Regions from separate parts of the Homo sapiens genome. Here region 1 is linked to region 2. The links are chromatin loops, found by intact Hi-C in ENCODE. Cell type or tissue: ovary. All regions are shown on one strand. Links, peaks and the distances in the headings refer to the core of each region. The heading gives the core; the rest is flanking DNA.

Region 1 (8,233 bases), core at 1-8,000, 83 kb after region 2:
GATGGAGTCTTGCTCTTGTCACCCAGGCTGCAGCACAACAGCACGATCTCGGCTCACTGCAATCTCTGTCTCCCAGGTTCAAGCAATTCTCCCGCCTCAGCCTCCTGAGTAGTTGGGATTACAGGCACTCACCACCGTGTGCGGCTAATTTTTGTTATTTTTAGTAGAGATGGGGTTTTGCCATGTTGGCTAGGCTGGTCTCGAACTCCTGACCTCATGATCCGCCCACCTCGGCCTCTCAAAGTGCTGGGATTACAGGCATGAGCCACTGCGCCCGGCCAGCAATGTAGTCTTATGCATATAATTACCTGTCCCCCCGCCCATAATATTGAGAATTATGTTTTATCTTTTGAAATCCGATAGAAACTGCTCCTGGCCAGGCACAGTGGCTCACGCCTATAACCCAGAACTTTGGGAGGCGAAGGTGAACAGATCACCTGAGGTCAGGAGTTCAAGACTAGCCTGGCCAACATAACAAAACCCCACTTCTACTAAAAATACAAAAATTAGCCAGGTGTGGTGGCATTCACCTGTAATCCCAGCTACTCAGGAGCCTGAGGCAGGAGAATCCCTTGAACCCAAGAGGTGGAGGTTGCAGTGAGCCGAGATCGCGCCACTGCACTCCAGCCTGGGTGACAAGAGCGAAACTCCCGACACTCCGTTTAAAAAAAAAAAAGAAAGAAAACTGCTTCTAATTTGCACTTTACTTACACAGTTGACCCTTGAACAACATGGGTTTGAACTTCAGGGGTCCACTTCTGTGCGGACTTTCTTCTGCCTCTGCCAACCAAGACAGCAAGACCAACCCCCTCCCTCCTCCTCCTTCTCAATGTGATGATGAGGATGAAGATCCAGATGATCCACTTCCACTCAACAAACAGTAAATATAGTTTCTCTTCCTTACAATTTTCTTTTTTTTTTTTTTTGAGACAGAGTTTAGCTCTTTTGCCCAGGCTGGAGTGAAGTGGCATGGCTCACTGCAACCTCTGCCCCGCCACCACCCCCACCCCAGGGTTCAAGCAATTCTCCTGCCTCAGCCTCCCGAGGAGCTGGGATTATAGGCGCCAGCCACCACGCCTGGCTAATTTTTGTATTTTTAGTAGAGACGGAGTTTCGCCATGCTGGCCAGGCTGGTCTCGAACTCCTGACCTTAGGTGATCTGCCAGCCTCAGCCTCCCAAAGTGCTGAAATTACAGGAATGAGCCACCAGGCCCAGTCTCCTTACGATTTTCTTAATATTTTCTTTTCTCTAGCTGACTTTATTATAAGTCTACAGTATATAATACGTATAGAAAATATGTGTGGCTTATGCCTGTAATCCCAGCACTTTGGGAGGCCGGGTGGGTGGATCACTTGAGGTCAGGAGTTCAAAACCAGTCTGGCCAACATGGTGAAACTCCATCTCTACTAAAAATACAAAAAAAAAAAAAAAAAAAAAAAAAAAAAAGGCCGGTCACGGTGGCTCACACCTGTAATCCCAGCACTTTGGGAGGCCAAGGTAGGCAGATCACGAGATCAGGAGATCGAGACCATCCTGGTTAACACAGTGAAACCCCATCTCTAGCAAAAATACAAAAAAACATTAGCCAGGCATGGTGTTACATACCTGCAGTCCCTGCTACTCAGGAGGCTGAGGCAGGAGAATCGCTTAAACCTGCGGGGCGGAGGTTGCAGTGAGCTGAGATCGCGCCACTGCACTCCAGCCTGGGTGACAGAGCCAGACTCCATCTCAAAAAAAGAAAAATACAAAAAATTTAGCTAGGTGTGGTGTCAGGCACCTGTAATCCCAGCTACTCAGGGGATTGAGGCAGGAGAATCACTTGAACCCAGGAGGCGGAGATTGTAGTGAGCTGAGATAGAACCACTGCACTCCAGCCTGGGTGACAGAGTGCCAGTCCATCTCAAAAAAAAAAAGAAAAAGAAATATATTTTATTGTATTTTATTTTTTTGGGACAAGTTCTTGCTCTGTCACCCAGGCTGGAATGCAGTGGTGTGATCATAATTCTCTGCAGCCTCAATCTCCCAGGCTCAACTGATGCTCCTGCCTCAGCCCTCCAAGTATTAATAGCTGGGACGTGCCACCATTCCCAGCTAATTTTTATTTTATTTTTTTATTTTTAGTAGAGATAAGGTCTCACTATGTTGCTTAGGCTGGTCTCGAACTCCTGAGCTCAAGTTATCCTCCCAACTTTGGCCTCCCAAAGTGCTGGTATTACAGGTGTGAGCCACTGTGCCTGACTCAAAATTTGTGTTAATCAACTGTTTATGTTATCAGTAAGGCTTCCGGTGAACAGTGACCTTAGTTAAGTATTGAGGGAGTCAAAAGTTATATGTGTATTTTCAACTGTGTGTGGGGGGTAGGGGTGTGTGGAATGGAGTGTCCATGCCCCACGCTGTTCAAGGGTCAATTATACTTAAGTTGTAACAATTTTTTCCATATTTGTAAAATGCCTCTTTTCTACTGGAGTGTTTATACTTTTCTTATTGGTTCATAACAGCTCTTTATCACATATTGCAAATATTTTCCCCAGATTTTCCTTGCCGTTTCAAGTTTGTTAGGTTGTGTTGACTGAAGTTTTACATTTATTTTCTTCAATCACTTTTTTTTTTTTTTTTTTTTTGAGACCTGGTCTCGCTCTGTGCCCATGCTGGAGTGCAGTGGCGCCATCACTGTTTACTGCAGCCTTGACCTCCAGGGCCCAAGCAATCCTTCCACCTCAGCCTCCCAAGTAGCTGGGGCTGCAAGTGCATGCCCCAAAACCCAGCTAATTTTTGTACCTTTTGTAGAGAGAGAGGTGCATCATGTTGCCCAGACTACTCTCAAACTCCTGGGCTCAAGCAATCCCCCCATCACCTTGGCTTCCCAAAGTGCTGGTATTACAGGCATGAACCACTGTGCCCAGCCTCAATTACTTTTATAGTTTCATTTTTATATTTAACCTTTAATCTACTAAAAGTTTTAATATAAAGTGAAGTATGGATCTATATTATTTTTCTATGCAGTCAGCTATCTAACCTTGCTTAAGACCCACTTTTATTGTATCCTATATTCCTCTATGAGCATGGGCTTGATTCTAGACTTTGTTTTATTGGTCTTGCTATTCTGATGTTTGCAAATGAATCTGCAATAGGTTTTAGTGTTTACTAGGATAAGTCTCTTGCCTTCTTTGAGAACATTTTTTGTTTTTTTTTTGAGACACAGTCTCGCTCTGTCACCCAGGCTGGAGTACAGTGGTGCAATCTTGGCTCACTGCAACCTCCGCCTCTTGGGTTCAAGCAATTCTCTGCCTCAGCCTCCCAAATAGCTGAGATTACAGGCACCCACCACCATGCCTGGCTAATTTTTTTGTATTTTTAGTAGAGACAGGGTTTCACCATCCTGGCCAGGTTGGTCTTGAACTCCTGACCTCGTGATCCACCTGCCTTGACCTCCCAAAGTACTGGGATTACAGGCATGAGCCACCGTGCCCGGCCTGAGAACATTTTCTTGGCTGTTTTCAGACATTCATCCTAGTAGAAGAACTTTAGCATTGTTTCCTCAAGATCAAAAAATCAATGTTTAAAAACTTTACGAACATATTTTAGAAGCACACTAAACGTATAAATTCAGTCTGGGAAGTAAGTGATTTTAGATAGTATGTAGGAACCTTCTCTGTACAACATTCATCACAGCCCCAACCACAGGAATGTCATGATTAATTAATAAATGAAGCACTGGCCACACACAGGCCACATGAAGCCTTGCCATTCATTCTCCCTCTCTCCCTATGCCTCTGGCTCCCTTGCCACCTCACGACTTCCTGTTGTGCCCCAATTGCCCAGGAACTGGCCCCTGAGTCTACTTTCCCTGCAGCACCCTACGTGCCATACCTTCTCCCTCTTCAAACCTGACAGCCCAATATCCTATGATAAATCAATCCTATCAAGTAACTGACAAGCTCCGTAATGCAAAGCATGTGGCCCAAAATGTGTCAGTGCCTCCTTTTACAGACAGAGTTGAGGCAAAGTCTGTCCAACTGTCTAGGTGAGATGTCCTGAATCTGGTTAACATTAACAGACAGCCAGAGGGGGATCTATGATGGAGCAGCTTCACCATGGCTGGGGACACCATCCCATAAGCCAGGTCATCTACCTCCCTTTAACGACTCCGATCTCACCAAGTAAGCCAATGTGGCTTTCTAGCCTGCTGACAACAAGAAGGAAATATCCATGAAAGGGCTCACTAAGAAATGTCAAGTGCCATCAAAAATGGTTAAATTGCCATTTCTATGAGTTTAGCTTGAGTCCTTTTCCCCTCTGGCCTCTGTGATCAATAATGGGTATTCTTTTTTTTTTTTTTTTCTGAGATGGAGTCTCACTCTGTCGCCCAGGCTGGAGTGCAGTGGCGCAATCTCGGCTCACTGCAACCTCCGCCTCCTAGGCTCAAGCAATTCTCCAGCCTCAGCCTCCTGAGTAGCTGGGATTACAGGCATCCGCCACCATGCCTGGCTAATTTTTGTATTTTCAGTAGAGATGGGTTTCACCATGTTGGCCAGGCTGGTCTTGAATGCCGGACCTCAAGTGATCCTCCCACCTCAGCCTCCCAAAGTGATGGCATTATAGGCATGAGCCACTGCACCCGGCCTAATAATGGGTATTCTGACAGACAAGTTTCTAGGCCTGCAAAGATGAAAGCCAAACTTTTGACAGTGATTGACCTCCTACCTTGCTAAGGGAGTCAGAGTATAATCCTTTTAATTATCACGTGTGGCTCAATTTATAATTATAAATGCATTCCCGAGCCAGGTGTGGTGGCTCACGCCTATAATCCCAGCACTCTGGGAGGCCGAGGCGGGTGGATCACTTGAGGTCAGGAGTTTGAGAACAGCCTGGCCAAAATGGAGAAACCCTGTCTCTACTAAAAAATGCAAAAATTAGCTGGGCGTGGTGGCACGTGCCTGTAGTCCCAGTTACTCAGTAGGCTGAGGCAGGAGAATCACTTGAATCCGGGAGGCAGAGGTTGCAGTGAGCCAAGATGGTGCCAGTGCACTCCAGCCTGGGCAACAGAGCATGACTCTGTTTCAAAAAAAAAAAAAAAAAATCTGGGTGCAGTGGCTCATGCCTGTAATCCCAGCAGTTTGGGAGGCCAAGGCGGGTGGATCACCTGAGGTCGGGAGTTTGAGACCAGCCTAACCAACGTGGAGAAATCCCATCTCTACTAAAAATACAAAAATTAGCCAGGTGTGGTGGCACATGCCAGTAATCCCAGCTACTTGGGAGGCTGAGGCAGGAGAATCGCTTGAACCCAGGAGGTGGAGGTTGTGGTGAGCTGAGATCGCACCATTGCATTCCAGCCTGGGCCACAAGAGCAAAACTCCATCTCAAAAAAAAAAAAAAAAAAAAAAAAAAAATATATATATATATATATATATGTATACACACACACACACACACGTACATATATACATATACACATATATATACATATATATACATATACACATATATATACACATATATATATGTAAAAAACTATGAATATATTCCTGAAACAATATACTACGTATAGAAGGCTCAGACTCCCATGCTCATAGACCTTTTCTAAAAAAACAAGCTACAGGCATTTCTGGCCAAGAGTTAACAAGCTTTGTGTCATCTGAGCCAGGCCATGGCTGATTAGATCAAGAATCTGCACTCCAGCCCAAGGCAACCTAGAAACTAATCATAAGTACTCAAGGGCCATAAGGGCCACATGTCATTAACGCCCTGTGGCCTACAATAGGCTTAATGAATATACATGGTCTCAAAAGGCTGCTCTCTTCTTGAGAATAACTGCCCCAGTCAGATTCCCTCTCCTGAGAAGACAAAGAAGCTGAGAGAGCCATAGGCAGAAGCAAAAGGGACTCACTGGAAGTTTCTGAAGGAAATTAAGAGAATCTGGCTCAAATCCCAATTCAGCCACCTACTAACTGGTTGATCTTGGGTAAATTATTTAATTTTTTTTTTTTTTTGAGACAGTCTCACAGCTGCCCAGGCTGGAGTGCAGTGGCGTGATATCAGCTCAGTGCAACCTCCACCTCCTGGGTTCAAGCAATTCTCTTGCCTCAGTCTCCCAAATAGCTGGGACCACAGGCGCCCGCCACCACACCCGACTAATTTTGTATTTTTAGTAGAGATGGGGTTTCGCCATGTTGGCCTGGCTGGTCTCAAACTCCTGACCTCAAGTGATCCACTCACCATGACCTCCCAAAGTGCTGGCATTACAGGTGTGAGCCACCATGCCTGGCCCTTAAATTATTTAATTTCTCTAAGCCTCAGTTTTCTGTTCTGTTAAACTGAGACAATGATAGGTGTGTATTATATAATACTCGTAGAATTGTGAGAATTACATAGAGTAAAAAACAAAGAATTCAGCAGAGTCTTTGGCCAGGAAGACTTCTCAATGCATGAACATGATTATTCTTACTACCTTCTGGGTCACTGGAGCTACTGCTTTGCTCCAAGAAGTAGCAAGCAATCTGCTCTTTTTTTTTTTTTTTTGAGATGGAGTCTCCCTCTGCCACCCAGGCTGAAGTGCAGTGGGGCAATCTCGGCTCACTACAACCTCCACCTCCCAGGTTCAAGCAATTCTCCTGCCTCAGCCTCCTGAGTAGCTGGGACTACAGGTGCATGCCACCACGCCCGGCAAATTTTTTATATTTTTAGTAGAGAAGAGGTTTCGCCATGTTGGCCAGGCTGGTCTTGAACTCCCGACCTCAGGTGATCCGCCTGCCTTGGACTCCCAAAGTGCTGAGATTACAGGCGCGAGTCACTGCGCGCAGCCACAATCTGCTCTTAATTACCCTGCAAAAATCCCAGGAAGACTCTCAACTTCAGGGAGAACCTGAGTGCTATGCAGCCTCTTTCCACTTCCCTCACACACCTGGGCAGGTGGGCAGTCATACCATCATCCATCCCTCACAACCCCCATGTTAGAGAGATGTTGATAAGGAAGATCAATATATTTCAGAGCAGCATACCTGGAAAAATGCAAACCCTGGGGTGTCATCAATCCAAAGTTACCAGGGAATAGGGGAAAGGCAAATGCCGAGTTGTTCCTGAACAGTTCTTGCATTTCAGATACAGAAAATACTTACTAAAAGCATCTACTGCCTTTGTCAGATTGTTCTGGGCAGACCTGAGAAAATAAAATGTAAAAAATAAGTTTTTTCTTTTTGAAAATAAAAGAACAAACATACGATCACATTTTCATTTACGTTCGTAAAAACCCTGTCCTATACCAGGTCTGAGATGCATTCCCAGTGACTCGAATGCTCCTTGCCTCAGGGTGTCCCTCATGGCCACACCCTCGCTTCAGGTTTTTAAAGTCCCACCTGGGCACCTCTCTATCAACTATTGGAAGACTATTCTTTCAGATTACACTTATTGTACATGTTTATGCACGTCTTTCTCAGAAATGATACTTCAGGCAGTACAGAAATACCTTCTATCCTGTTACTTTCACTTTCTTTCTTTCTTTCTTTTTTTTTTTTTTTTGAGACAGGGTCGCACTCCACCTCCCAGGCTGGAGTGCTGTGATGCAATCTCAGCTCACTGCAACCCCCACCTCGCAGGCTCAGGTGATCCTCCCACCAGCCATCCTCCCACCTCAGCCTCTTGAGTAGCTGGGATTACAGGTGGGTCCCACCACACCCAGATAATTTTTTGTAGTTTTGGTAGAGACGGGGTCTCACCATGTTGCCAGACTGGTCTTGAACTTCTGAGCTCAAGTGATCCACCTGCCTCAGCATCCTGAAGTGCTGGGATTCCAGGCATGAGCCACCACACCCGGCCTATCCTGTTACCTTCAAACTGAAAATAATCTGTGAGTACTCAATTTTCTACCGCCCTTACTATGAAAAATAAGTTCTTTGGCATTAAAACCCGTCAGAGACTTTTGTTATTTTCTGCATCCTGAGGTGGTTACTTTGGATGTGGTATCATGAAGGCTTTCTTGAAGTTAGCTTTCATTCATCTCCTTGCTGCTATGACTGTTTGGGTATCGAGAACCAAGAGACTTTGACAGGTACTGTACTCTCGATTGGCTTCACATCAAAATTCAAGCACTGACAGGTGACGACTGCTATGTGCTTTCTGATGAAGTGTTTTTGGGAACTGTAACCAACATGTGACAAGATTTTTTTTTTTTATGGAACAAGATTTTTTTTTTTAAATATGGAACACTTCACAAATTTGCATGTCATCCTTGCGCAG
Region 2 (8,393 bases), core at 207-8,206:
ATGTCATGGCCCTTTTCCAGGGCTGTGATTCCAATCTGTCCCGCAGGGGGTCTTCCTGGTGACTTGTCTCCATATCCGTCCCCCTTCTCTCTTCCCCAGAATACGTTCAGTCATCAGTGATTCCTCCTAACAGCAAATCTCCCGGGCCTGGGGCCTGTCAAAGAGGAGCCCCACCTGCCTCTGGTCTTGGTCCACAATGCATTTAGGGCATCACGATTTTGCAGTGACCTTCAGAAGGTCTCTACAATAAGAGTGCCTAGCAGGCACGACTGTGACCATGGAGGTTATGGCAAGAGTATGACTCAGAGTTCCAGAGGGGCCGGGAGTCATCAGAAGCTCTGCACAAGCTCCACTCCTGCCTCTGGCATCACAGAACAGATGATCTGGGGACAGGCACACTCCAGGAAACACAAGCTGAACTCAGCTGCTCCTGCCCTGATGGGACACCTATTGATTTTCTGAGATCCTTGTAGAAATGGTGCACTGTGTGCTCTGTGGGCTGGGGAAGGGGTGTAAGCTTAATCGCTAAGCCTGACCAGTCTCTCCTGTTTGAACACACACAAGCACACAGACACGTTCCCATGTGCACACCTGGCACCTGCATGGGTCGACTGGCTGTGATGCAACTGAGTCCCCTTCCCCAGGAGGCCACCAGATGTCCCCACCTCCAGGGTCAGGCCAGCAAAGGGGCCCACCTTCATTTGACCACCCCGACTGCTGGTCCTGGAGCTGGGTTCCTGGAGGGGCTTCCTCAGAGGCAGAAGTGCTTCCTGCCTCCCAGACAGCAGCCACATGGCTCCCTCACAGCCGAGGATGCTAAAGAGCCACAGACCATGTGCCTCAACCAGCAGAAATCTATTATTTCACAATTTTTCTTTTCTTCTTTTAGAAACAGAGTCTCGCTCTGTTGCTCAGGCTGGAGTGCAGTGGTGCAATCACGGCTCACTGCAGCCTCAATCTCCTGATCTCAAGCTATCCTCCCTCCTCAGCATCCGGAGTAGCTGGGACCACAGGTGCATGCCACCATGCCCAACTAATTTGTTTTTTTTTAAAAGATGGGGTCTCAGCTGGGTGTGGTGGCTCATGCCTGTAATCCCACACTTTGGGAGGCTCAGGCTGGTGGATCATCTGAGGTCAGGAGTTCGAGAACAGCCTGACCAACAGGCTGAAACCCTGTCTCTACTAAAAATACAAAAATTAGCCGGGTGTGGTGGCGCACACCTGTAGTCTCAGCTACCTGGGAGTCTGAGGCAGGAGAATCGTTTGAACCCAGGAGGTGGAGGTTGCAGTGAGCCAAGATCATGCCACTGCACTCTGCCTGAGCGACGGCGAGACTCTGTCTCAAAAAAAAAAAAAAAAAAGATGGGGTCTCACTATGTTGCCCAGGTTGGTCTCAAACTCCTGGCCTCAAATGATCCTTCTACCTTGGCCTCCAAAAGTGCTGGGATTACAGGCAAGAACCACCTAGCCCAGCAATTTTTCCACAATTCTGAAACCTAGAAGTCCAAGTTCAAGGTGTTAGCAGGGTTGGGTTTTTGTTCACGCCTCCTACGTTGGCTTGCATGACCTTCACCTGGTCTTCCCTGTGTCTGTGTCCCTCTTCTTGTAAGGACACCCATCATGTTGGATAGGGCCCATTTTCACTTAATTTTTATTTTATTTTGAGACGGAGTTTCACTCTTGTCGCCCAGGCTGGAGTGCAGTGGTGCAATCTCGGCTCACTGCAACCTCCGCCTCCCAGGTTCAAGCGATTATCTTGCCTCAGCCTCCCAAGTAGCTGGGATTACAGGTGCCACCACCATGCCCGGCTAATTTTGTATTTTTACTAGAGACGGAGTTTCAACTGTTGGCCAGGCTGGTCTCAAACTCCTGACCTCAGGTGATCCACCTGCCTTGGCCTCCCAAAGTGCTGGGATTACAGGCATGAGCCACTGCACCTAACCTAATTACCTCTTTTTTCTTTTTTTTTGAGATGGAGTAGCCCTCTGTTGCCCAGGCTGCAGTGCAGTGGTGTGTGATCTCAGCTCACTGCAACCTCCACCTCCTGGGTTCAAGCGATTCTCCTGCCTCCCGAGTAGCTGGGATTACAGGCACATGCCACCATGCCTGGCTAATTTCTGTATTTTTAGTAGAGACAGAGTTTCACCATGTTGGCCAGGCTTGTCTTGAACTGATACCCCCACCTCAGCCTCCCAAAGTGCTGAGATTACAGGTGTGAGCCACAGTGCCTGGCCCTAATTACCTCTTTAAAGACCCTGTCTCCAATGGTCACATTCTGAGCTACAGGGTTTGGGGTTCTAACATACGAATTTGGTGAGATGAATGCAATTCAGCTCTTAAAAGGTGCCCACTCAGAGAACTGCCACCCAGCAGCAAAAGGGTTAAAGGCAGAAGCCGGGTAGGGGTGGAGAGCTGGGGGGAGTGTGTGTCTGCATTAAGTAGATTAAGTGGGAGGGACTGCTCCAAGCCTCAGCTATAATTAGAGAAATTAAAGTCCCGGCTGGAAAGAGCAGGAGCTCTCCTGCCTTATCATTAATGGGGAGTGTGCTGGTGCTCCGGGGAAGTTTGGGTTTGCGGCTGCTGGGACCTGTAATAAGGGGAGGAAGTGAGCTGACTCCAGCCAAGGTGCTTGGTGCATGGCTCAGAATAGACCTGGGTATGCATGAGACCATCCTAAGGTCTCTGGGAGCCCAGCCTGCAAGCCTCCAGGTTCCCCCAGCCAAAGCCCACCCCAAGTGATCCCCCCACCCTCTACCAGAGGAGCACTGGCCGGTCCAGCTCCGACTGGTCAGGGCACTCGGCCCCTCTCCCCACGAACAGCGCAATTTGCTGCCTGAGCTACAAGAGGTGTTTGTTTGAAACATGAAGGTACTGAAGGACTGATCCAGGTGCCCTGGACCCACTGGGTACAAGGGGAAACTAGTCCCTTCCGGAGGACGCTGCTGGAGGGGGTGGGGTCAGGTCCAGTAAGGAGCAGAGTGGAACCCCCTTGCGTGGCTGCATCAGAGGCCACCCAGGGGCCACAGCATGGGCAGTCACAACTCCAGCGTGGGGGTAGTGATGACTTCCCTTGCTCAGGAATTCCAGCTTTTGTCTTCCTTCTACCCTTCACCCAAAAGACCGGAACCGGGGGAGAAAAAAAGGGAGTGTCCTGGGGCAAAGGGAGACACAGCCCTCCACAGACATGGGTGGGTGGGGGGAACAAAAGGAGAGAGAGAGGGGGAGAGACTGAGAGGCAGAGAGAGAGAGAGAAAGGGAGGGAGAGGCAAAGAGAGAGGGAGAGACAGAGAGGTGGGGTGGGGGGAGGGAGAGACAGAGAGGCAGAGAAAGAGGGAGAGAGAGACAGAGAGGGAGAAAGAGAGGGAGAGATAGAGAGGGATAGAGAGGCAGAGAGAGAGAGGGAGAGAGAGGGAGAGACAGAGATGCAGAGAGAGAGGGAGGGAGAGGCAAAGAGGGAGAGACAGAGAGGCAGAGAGAGGTGGGGGGAGGGAGAGAGAGGCAGAGAGAGAGAGGAAAAGAGAGAGGGAGAAAGAGGGAGAGACAGAGAGGCGGAGAGAGAGAGAGAGGAAAGAGAGGCAGAGAGAGATAGAGACAGAGAGGGAGAGAGAGACAGGGAGAGGGACAGAGAGAGAGAGGGAGGGACAGAGAGAGAGAGGGAGGGACAGAGAGGCAGAGAAAGAGAGGCAGAGAGAGAGAGAGAGAAGCAGAGAGTGGGAGAGACAGAGAGGCAGAGAGAGAGTCGGGGGAGAAACAGAGGGAGAGAGGAGAAAAGAGACAGAAATAGAGAGAGACAGAGAGGGAACAAGAGGGCGGGGAGAGGAGAGAAAGAGACTGACTGAGGGAACAGAGGGAGTCAGGGAGAGAAAGAGGGAGAAAAGGAGAGAGAGGAAGAGACAGGTGGGGAGAGAGGGAGGTAGAAAAGAAGAGAGGGAGGAAGGGACAGAGAGCTTGGCTCAGGGAGGCCAACAAGACTGTTTTACCAGGAACACAGTGATGAGAACAGAGCTCTGGTCTGGAGGGGCTGATGCTCCCTGTGGAAGTCCAGCTCTGGTCTGGAGGGGCTGCGTGCTCTCTACAAGGAAGACGACGTGCTGTGCTAGTGAGTGTTGGGACAAGACCTCTTTGAGGAGGTAACACTGAATTCAGACTGGAGTGAGGAGGAGACACAAAGGTGCCAGGGAGGTAGTTCCAAGCAGCAAATGCAGGAGCCCTGGGAGGGGTCAGCACTGGGCAACTAGAAGGGGAAGGAGGAGATGGGGTGGGAGGGCTGGGCAGGCCAGACCACAGAGCAGCTGGGATGGATTCTGGTTGCAGTTAGGGGTGCAGGGAGCGAGGTGCTGGGATTTGTGCTGTAGCCGGGTCACTCTGGCTGCTGGGCTGGGGGACACGGGACAGGAGTGGGGAGGCAGAGAGCTGGGAGGGCCAGCCTGATCCGGAGTGGGCTGAGGCAGTGGGGGTGGAGGGAAGTGTAGGTTGGGATATGTCTGGAGGGACGAGCCCAGGTGACTGGCTCAGGGCAGGAGAAAGAAGGAAACAAATGCAACTCCTGAATCTGGAGGCTGAGCAGTGGCAGGTGCCGTTCTCTGCGATGGGGAAGGTGGGATCAGAGAATTTTCACGTGCTCAATCCATGTGCCTATGAGGCACCCAGGAGAGGTGTCAAGAAGAGATGGATCTCATGGGGGCTCAGGGGAGGTGTCAGCGCAGGGAACAGAAATGCAGAAGACAGCGGCAGATGCTCTACAAAGGCACGGCACAGGTATTAACAGCCTCCTAGGAGGCGCTGTCCAACACCGCAGCCAGCAGCCAGCAGCCACTGTGGCTATTTACATTTAAATTCATTAAAATGAAACTAAAAGGAAACCTCAGGCCGGATGCAGTGGCTCAAGCCTGTAATCCCAGCACTTTGAGAGGCCGAGGTGGGTGGATCATCTGAGGTCAGGAGTTAGAGACCAGCCTGGCCAACATGGTGAAACTGTCTCTACTAAAAATACAAAAATTAGCTGGACATGGTGGCATGCACCTGTAATCCCAGCTACTCAGGAGGCTGGGGCAGGGGAGAATTGCTTGAACCCAGGAGGCAGAGGTAGCAGTGAGCCGAGATCATACCACTACACTACAGCCTGGGTGACAGAGGGAGACACTCCATCTCAAAAAAAAAAAAAAGAAAGGAAAAAAAAGGAAACCGGTTTCTCAGTCACACTGACCACCTTGCACGTGGCTCATGGCTACTGTGTTGCACAGCACAGAGAGAACATCTCCAACATGGCAGAAAAATCTGTTGGGGCCGGGCATGGTGGCTCACGCCTATAATCCCAACACGTTGGGAGGCGGAGGCAGGCAGATCACTTCAGCCCAAGAGTTTGAGACCAGCCTGGGCAACATACTGAGACCCCCATCTCTACAAAAAATAAAAAATTAGCCCAACACAGTGGTGCATGCTTGCAGTCCCAGCTGCTCAGGAGGTTGAGGCATCAGTGAGCAGTAACTGTGCCACCGCACTCCAGCCTGGATGACAGAGCAAGACCCTGTCTCAAAAACAAAAAAAAAAGCACCTCTGTTGGACCATGCTAAGATAGAAAAGACAGCCAAGAGCTGAGCCAGGCACAGGCCAGCATTGAGTGCTCAGAAACGACACCTGAAAAATGTGCTGTCTGGGGGGCCTGGAGCTGAGAGGTGACGTCGCTCATCAGAGACCTTGTCAAAGGCCAGTTCAGTGAAGAGCGGAGAGGACTGAAGTGAGCGGAGGGGAGGAAGTGTAGACCATGAGAGGAAAGAAATAAGCATCAGGCCGGGCGCTGTGGCTCATGCCTGTAATCCCAGCACTTTGGGAGGCTAAGGCAGGCAGATCAAGAGGTCAGGAGTTCGAGACCAGCCTGGCCAACATGCGAAACCCCGTCTCTAGTAAAAATACAAAAATTATCCAGGTGCAGTGGCGCGTACCTGTAGTCCCAGCCCCTCGGCGCAGGAAAATCACTTGAACCCAGGAGGTGGAGGTTGCAGTAAGCCGAGATGGTGCCACTGCAGTCCAGTCTGGGCAACAGAGCAAGACTCTGTCTCGAAGGGAAAAAAAAAAAAAAAGAAGCATCAGCTCAAGGGTGGTCACCTAGGACGTGTCATCATCACAGGAGGAAGGACTGGAGTCTTCAGGCCTCTATGCCATTGACTGTTCACGGCCTGGCTGACCCCTTTCTCAGGATGTCCTACAACAGCCGGAGCCCAGAGGACAGAGCCCAGGCTGAGAGTCAGCAAGCGGAGGGAGCACTCTGCCCTGAAGCCTGGGCTCACTCCCTGCACTGTGAGTTAAAGATGGCACTGAGCTGTCTTTCTGCTTATTCTAGATCCAGTTTCACTGGCGCTGGCCATGTCCAAGGCCAGGCCCTGAGCTCACCAGCTGAAATGGAACCTGTCTCAGGGGGTCCAGGCCAGCAGAGCCATTTCAACAGGGTCAAGCCTTCTCAGCCCAGAGCAGACCCCAGAAGCAAAGGGCTCCCACTCCAGGGCCCTGTGACAAGGCTCTGAGCCACTTCCTTCCACCGTGTGCTCAGGGCGAAGGTGGACAGCCCCAGACAGGGCCCGGGCATTCTTTGGGTGGCCTCCTACGTCTTTCCTCTGTGCCCCTTCCCTGCTGTCTCTTTGTGTGTCTGAATTTCCTCTTCTTTTCTTTCCTTTTTTTTTTTTTGAAACAGAATCTCACTCTGTTGCCCAGGCTGGAGAGTAGTGGCGTGATCTCAGCTCACTGGAAACTCCGCCTCCCAGGTTCAAGCAATTCTGTCTCAGCCTCTCGAGTATCTGGGATTACAGGCACGTGCCACCACGCCCGGCTAATTTTTGTATTTTTAGTAGAGACGGGGTTTCACCATGTTGGCCACGCTGGTCTGGAACTCCTGACCTCAGGTGATCCACCCACCTCGGCCTCCCAAAGTGCTGGGATTACAGGCGTGAGCCACCATGCCTGGCCTGAATTTCCTCTTTTTATAAGGACACCAGTGAGACTGGATTATTGCCCGCTGAGCCTCATTTTAACTTAATCACCTCTTTAAAGGCCGCATCTTTAAATACACTCACATTCTGAAGTACAGGGGTTAGGGATTCACTATGAGTTAGTTTTTTTTTTAAGAGATGAGATTTTACTATGTTGGCCAGGCTGGCCTCAAACTCTTGTGCTCAGGCGATCCTCCCACTCAGCCTCCTGAGTAGCTGGGACTACAGGTGCATACCACCAGGCCCAACTTTCATCATGAATTTTTTTTTGAGAGAGGCAAATCAGCCCCTCACACACAACCTCAGGTCCTATTCCAGGACACTGTCAGAATGTGAAGAGATAAAAAGGCACAAGCCCCCTTCCCCACTTGGCCTGGCTCTGTCTGAGCTCTGGGTTCAAATCCTGCTTTAGAATATAAAACTGCACAGACAATACGACTCAGGTTATGGAAATTAAATATGAAGACAAAGCAAATATTCTAAAAGATTAAATGGCAGGCTTATATGGGCAGATTAAATTTTTTCATTTTCCATTTTTTTGTATAGTATGTATTAACTGTTTTTTTGTTTTTTGAGACGGAGTCTCGCTCTGTCACCAGGCTGGAGTGCAGTGGCACGATCTTGGCTCACTGCAAGCTCCGCCTCCTGGGTTCACACCATTCTCCTGCCTCAGCCTCCTGAGTAGCTGGGACTACAGGCGCCCGCCACCACGCCCGGCTAATTTTTTGTATTTTTAGTAGAGACGGGGTTTCACAGCGTTAGCCAGGATGGCCTCCATCTCCTGACCTCGTGATCTGCCCACCTCGGCCTCCCAAAGTGCTGGGATTACAGGCATGAGCCACCGTGCCCAGCCCTAACTGTTGTTTTTAACAAAGAAATGTTTTTAAAAATCCCAATTCAGCTGCTTACTGTAAAATCATGGACAAATTATTTTTTTTTTTTGAGACAGATTCTCACTCTGTACCCCAGGCTGGAGTGCAGTGGCACAATCTTGGCTCCCTGCAACCTCCACCTCTGGGGCTCAAGCCATTCTCCTGCCTCAGCCTCCCAAGTAGCTGGGATTACAGGCATGCGTCACCATGCCCGGCTAATTTTTGTATTTTTAGTAGAGACGGGGGCTTCACCACGTTGGCCGGGCTGGTCTGGCCTCAAGTAATCCGCCCACCTCAGCCTCCCAAAGTGCTGGGATTACAGGCGTGAGCCACTGCACCCGGCCAAGACATGCTTTTTAAATCCCAACTCAGCTGCTTAATGTAAAATCCAGGACAAATTCCTTCTGAAAGGTTTCCCTTCTCCATCTCTTTCAGATTTCATCTGAAATTGGGCTTATGCTGCCTCCCATAAAGGAAGTTGAAGGATTAAATGACACAACTTATATCAGTGATTTTCTAACTTATTGGCTATAGAATC

The links. Hi-C counts contacts between places; a loop is a spot of excess contacts. Peaks named below come from ENCODE experiments on the same cell type or tissue, not always from the same donor. Only the 100,000 strongest peaks of a DNase experiment are listed, where the experiment ranks them.
Region 1: a loop joins it to region 2, with 5 times the contacts of the local background. A loop is called at or near these places in 2 of 110 quality-filtered maps.

The regions. Positions count from the first base shown.
Region 1 is chr17:76,752,971-76,761,203 of GRCh38, reverse strand. It overlaps MFSD11 (major facilitator superfamily domain containing 11), which reads right to left. Exons shown (of 13, transcript NM_001242532.5): 8 at 7,117-7,157. It also overlaps the pseudogene RNU6-97P. Among named protein-coding and RNA genes, the nearest start is that of MFSD11, 19 kb to the right of the region's middle. RefSeq lists enhancers at 4,606-5,105, 5,106-5,607. In ovary, for the core only: no CTCF peak of the experiment used is centred there; no DNase peak of the experiment used is centred there.
Region 2 is chr17:76,836,297-76,844,689 of GRCh38, reverse strand. No RefSeq gene overlaps it. Among named protein-coding and RNA genes, the nearest start is that of LINC00868, 16 kb to the left of the region's middle. RefSeq lists enhancers at 1-351, 2,883-3,399, 4,654-4,703, 4,814-4,873, 5,124-5,173 and 1 more and a silencer at 4,887-5,082. In ovary, for the core only: no CTCF peak of the experiment used is centred there; a DNase peak (open chromatin) is centred at 4,795; H3K4me3 peaks cover 403 bases.